Linked DNA regions of Homo sapiens: region 2 is linked to region 1. A link is an interaction called in ENCODE POLR2A ChIA-PET data of the cell type or tissue named here. Cell type or tissue: K562. All regions are shown on one strand.

Evidence for each region. ChIA-PET counts read pairs that join two places held together with the same protein. Peaks named below come from ENCODE experiments on the same cell type or tissue, not always from the same donor. Only the 100,000 strongest peaks of a DNase experiment are listed, where the experiment ranks them.
Region 2: POLR2A ChIA-PET joins it to region 1 with 5 read pairs; 1 of 35 experiments calls an interaction of 5 or more read pairs at or near these places.

Annotation. Positions count from the first base shown.
Region 1 is chr16:88,536,260-88,538,759 of GRCh38, forward strand. ZFPM1 (zinc finger protein, FOG family member 1) reads left to right here. Exons shown (of 10, transcript NM_153813.3): 10 at 1-772. Among named protein-coding and RNA genes, the nearest start is that of ZFPM1-AS1, 6.5 kb to the left of the region's middle. In K562, no CTCF peak of the experiment used is centred here; a DNase peak (open chromatin) is centred at 1,182; H3K27me3 peaks cover 669 bases.
Region 2 is chr16:89,413,033-89,415,532 of GRCh38, forward strand. All of the region lies in intron 2 of ANKRD11 (ankyrin repeat domain containing 11), which reads right to left. All of the region lies in intron 1 of LOC128462377, which reads right to left. Among named protein-coding and RNA genes, the nearest start is that of ANKRD11, 76 kb to the right of the region's middle. In K562, no CTCF peak of the experiment used is centred here; a DNase peak (open chromatin) is centred at 1,349.

The DNA of each region.
Region 1 (2,500 bases):
CTCCTGAGCTGAAACCATCTTCCTGCCTCAGCCTCCCAAGTAGCTGGGACTACAGGCTTGACCCACCACACCTGGCTAACTTTTAAAACATTTTTATAGAGACAGGGTCTTCCTGTGTTGCCCAAGATGGTCTCAAACTCCTGACCTCCAGTGCTCCTGCAGCCTCAGCCTCCCAGAACATTAGGATGACAGGCGCGAGCTACCATTCCCAGCCCATTTCCAACTCTACTTGAACTAGCTGCATTTTTTTCAGCTTTGCCCAGCAGCCCTGGTGAGTGCAGGCAAAGAAGGCAGCGGCCTCTTGCCTCAGAAGCCCGAGGCACTTCCCAGCCAGTCCAGGGCTCGCTCTCCTGCCCGCAGCTCGTGGGCCTGGGTCTGCAGCGCTTTCAGTGGTCTCTGATGTCTTTGTCCACCTGCCCACTAGGGTCTGGCCAGATGGGGCCCGTAGCCAAGGCCAATGGACAGACATGGCTTCCACCCCCTCCCAGGGACCTGAGCTCCAGGGAAGGCAAGCAGCCTTTTCCTCACAGACACCCCTTCTGTTGAAGACCAGGTGATAGCGGGGACGGGAGGCACGGACCCCTCAAGTCTGCTCATCATTTGCATTGTTGTGCATGAATTTGCGTGGAGGGTTCAGGAGGCTCTGCCCCCAAGTCCTCCCCAGGTGCGGGCGCAGGGTACAAGATGTTCTAAAAAATAGAAACCTGGTGGGGGGTTGTCACTGTGTGTACATTTAAAAGTAAACTGTTTAAAGGTGTCTAGAAACTACGAATACAGTCTCTGGTGAGTGACAGGTGCTCAAAGGGGGTAAAAAACACAACTCCAGTGTCCTCACCCCCTTTGAGCCCCACCCCAAACCTGACCAAGCGAGGCCCTGGAATGCAAGACGCAGAGGAGAATCTGGAAGACAGCCCAGCAGTGCCGCACAAACCCGCCATGCACCCAGACGTGCCTCAGTGTCCACACCTGTGCCGCAGGAGTGGGAGTTCGGGCCTGGCAACCCTTCCTGGGGGCTCATCTCAGAGGCAGCAAGGACCCTGTGACCGGGACCCAGACCTGAAGTCACCCCAGAGGGCCCCGCCACGGCCCGGACTCGAAGCTTAGGGCAGCACACTGAGCCTCACGAAGGGCCCTGCGCCTGTCCTGGCTTGCATAACCCCCTACTGTCCCCACCATGCAGGGCTGGGTACCGCTGCCATCGCCCGTCCCAGGTCATTGGCGTGTGGCCAGAGCCCGTCCCCATCGCACCCAGGACTCGCCTCGGGCACGCGTCTTCTGCACAGACCCTGGGGCCCCCACACCTGGCAGACGCCATCAGTCACCCCTACTCCCTCAAGCCATCACCCCAGTCTCCCCCCACCAGACCACCGCCTGGGCCTCCACCCTGTGCCTCCCCTGTAGCCGCTGACTCGGTGGTGGCCCAGGCCTTCTCCCGCCTCTCCCCAGGAAGCTGCCTGCCCTGCTCACAGACACCCCCTCGGCCCCCCAGCTGGTTCTCTGCTGAGCCAGGTTCAAGGCTCTGAGTCTGCCCTGGTCTCCCCTTGAAGTTCTCCCTCCACACTCCTGGGGTGGGCTCATGGTCTTCTCTCCACTAATTCTGTAGTCTAGCCACGCCTCCCCTGAGCCCCAGACCTGCAGACCTACAGCCCCTGTGTCCTTCCAGGCCCTTGATGTACCATGAGTGACTGTAACCCCACGCACCTGTAACTTCTGCCCACACCTGTGCAGGTGTTCCCCTCCCCCAAGCCCACCTGTCTCCCCACACCAGTGCAAGCACCCCCCTGGCTCACTGTCTCCTCCCCTCACCTGCACAGGCATCACCCCGAGCCCACCTGTCTCCCCACCAGCCCACCTGTCTCCTCCCCTCACCTGCATAGGCATCCTCAGTGGCCCCCTGCCCCTCAAGCTGGAGAGCATCAGCCTTGCCTATTCACCCTTCATTGTCAAAGCAATGCTTGATTTGTCCAAATCCCACCGCTTCCCAAACCCATCCACCATCGCCGACTCCCAGACCTGGGACTTCACCCTTGAGTCTCTCTGAACAGCCGCTTCCAAATCTCGAGGGTCCACTCCTCACACAGCTGCCACCGCTCCCCTCTCCCAGGCTCACCCTGCTCTGAGGCCCGTCCCCGCCCCCAGGTGCCTGTGCTTCGCGTAAAACCCCTTCTGTTACTGGCCCCATCCTTCAGAGGTCAGAAGTCCCCCTTCTCTGCCTCAGCACAGAGGAGAGGAGCCTCCCGTTGGCGGCCTGTCCCGACGGCAGCCCCTGGCCCTGCTAAGCCCACCACCCGCTGGGCTCCATGCTGCAGCTGGTTGCTCCAGGCAGTGCCTCCTGATGCCCTCTCTACTCCTCCGAGGCTGTCCTTGTCATCCAGCTCTCAGCTTAGGTGCCCCCTCAGACCTGTCCCTGGCTCACTTCCCGCGTAGGAACGGTCACTCTGCACCTCTGTCCCCAGCTCGCTCCCGTGTAGGAATGGTCACTCTGCACCTCTGTCCCCAG
Region 2 (2,500 bases), 880 kb after region 1:
CTGGGACTCTCTGCCCATCAACCAGAGCCTGGAGGGGGAGGGAGTAGGAGGGGGCGCCGCTCAGCCACAAGTGCCCATTTTCACATGAACAGGTCTAACTTAAATGACACAGCATCTTCTATAAGTTACTGCAGTTTAAAGATGCCTAGCCACAGATAATTCCTCAGAACTCTAAAATAAAAACTGATTCTACTAAACAATGGAGTTATTTATCTTGGCATAATTACTACGCATATTTTTTTGATAATAATGGAAGTATGGTGTTACCTGTTTCTAAATCTTAACAAAAACTTATGTTGAAAATGGAAGTGGACTGGGCGCAGTGGCTCACGCCTGTAATCCCAGCACTTTGGGAGGCTGAGGTGGGCAGATCACGAGGTCAGGAGACCGACACCATCCTAGCTAACACGAGGAAACCCCGTCTCTACTAAAGATACAAAAAATTAGCCGGGCGTGGTGGCGGGCACCTATAGTCCCAGCTACTTGGGAGGCTGAGGCAGGAGAATGGCGTGAACCCGGGAGGCGGAGCTTGCAGTGAGCCGAGGTCGCACCACTGCACTCCAGCCTGGGCGACAGCCAGACTGTCTCAAAAAAAGAAAAAAATAAAGGAAATGGAAGTGAACTCACAGTGGCACCTACAAATCCCTTACAGACCTGCAAACCTAGTCCTGTGGCTGTCAGCAGCCGCCAGGAACCCCTGGAGCATTCTACGGCAGGACACAGAAACAGCCGACAAGCTCCCCAGGGGTGAGGGTGCCAGGGAGACTCTGCACTCCCACAACGCCCTAGGATGCAGAGGGGCCTGCCCAGAAAGAGCCTCTCTCTGCTTTCAAGGCCAGACTGGGGGGAGGCAGGAGGGTGGTACCAAAAACAGCAGCCCTTCCCCTCCCCACCTCCAACCTGGCCACCCAGACAGGGACCCCAGCACAGCAACAGCAAGCGGAGGGGGCTCGGCTCTGGCTGAGCTGACTTCCAGCCCAGCCACCACCACGGGCCTGCACACCCTCCGCCACGGGCCTGCACACCCTCCAGGATGCCACAGGCACAGCTGCTCGGACTGCGCACTCGGGGACACTGAGGCGCACGATCGCACCTGCCTTACAAGTTCAACATTTCAGCAAGACAGAACCTGATTACTTTTCCATCTTAAATGGAGATGTCAATTAAAAATGTAAAACATTAAGTCCAAGCCTCTTTTCATATGAACAACACTGCCTTTGTTATCATTAACAAACCACTTTCAAAACCCCCAATTTTTGGGAAAGGTAATTTGAAAGTCCCATTTCACAGCAAGCACAAATGGAACACCCACATGTTGCAAGGGTCAGCAGTCCGCTGTCACTCACGGCCACACTCACTGGGAACCGCGTGCTGGGGTCATCGGGGGTCACGCAGCCGCACCGCCTGAGAGGACTAACCCTTCTGTTTTGCCAAGAAAGATGTCAGCTTCAACTACTTTTATACTGGAGAAACAATTTACAAACTAAAATTGTTTTAAAGCCTCTATTTTCATGCAGTTTTGTTTCTGTAAAGTGTTATTTAATCTCCAAGGAAGTCTTTACAGTAGATACGACCGTGACCACTGTCCTGGGTAGGAGACTGAGGCTCGGAGAGTGGAAGGGAGGGGCCAGGGCCACAGAGCTAGCACCAGTCAGCCCATCACACAAGGCTGTCGGGGACCCTATGTCACTGCGGCCACACCTGGCCCAACCTCAGGGCAGGACCAGCCTAGAATCCATCCAAGCTGGGCACCTAAGTCACGCCCAGATGGGAGAGAAGAGCACAGCACCGTGTACTGAAGAAGCGACTGTGGATCTCATCTCAACGGCTCACATTCCACCCCAAGGAATCAAAGTGAAACACGGGAATGACACAAATACCAACATGAAAAATATCAGAGCACCTGTAACATTCTTATTCTTCTTTATTTGGGACAGGGTCTCACCCTGCGGCCCAGGCTGGAGTGCAGTGGTGTGATCATAGCTCACTGCAGCCTCAACCTCCTGGGCTCAAGTGATCCTTCCTCCCCGCTCAGCCTCCCCAAGTAGCTGAGACCACAGGCGCATGCATGCCACCATGCCTGGCTCATTTTTTTATTTTTTGTAGAGATGCGGTCTCGTCATGTTACTCAGGCTGGTCTCGCACTCCTGAGCTCAAGTGATCTACCCACCCCTTCCTCCCAAAGTGCTGGGATTACAGGTGGGAGCCACTGCACCTGGCCAGCTATTCTTTTTTTTTTTTTTTTTTTTTGAGATGGAGTCTCCCTCTGTCGCCCAGGCTGGAGCGCAGTGGTGCGATCTCGGTTTACTGCAAGCTCCGCCTCCCAGGTTCACGCCATTCTCCTGCCTCAGCCTCCCGAGTAGCTGGGACTACAGGCGCCTGCCACCATGCCCGGCTAATTTTTTGTATTTTTAGTAGAGACGGGGTTTCACCGTGTTAGCCAGGATGGTCTTGATCTCCTGACCTCATGATCCACCCGCCTCGGCCTCCCAAAGTGCTG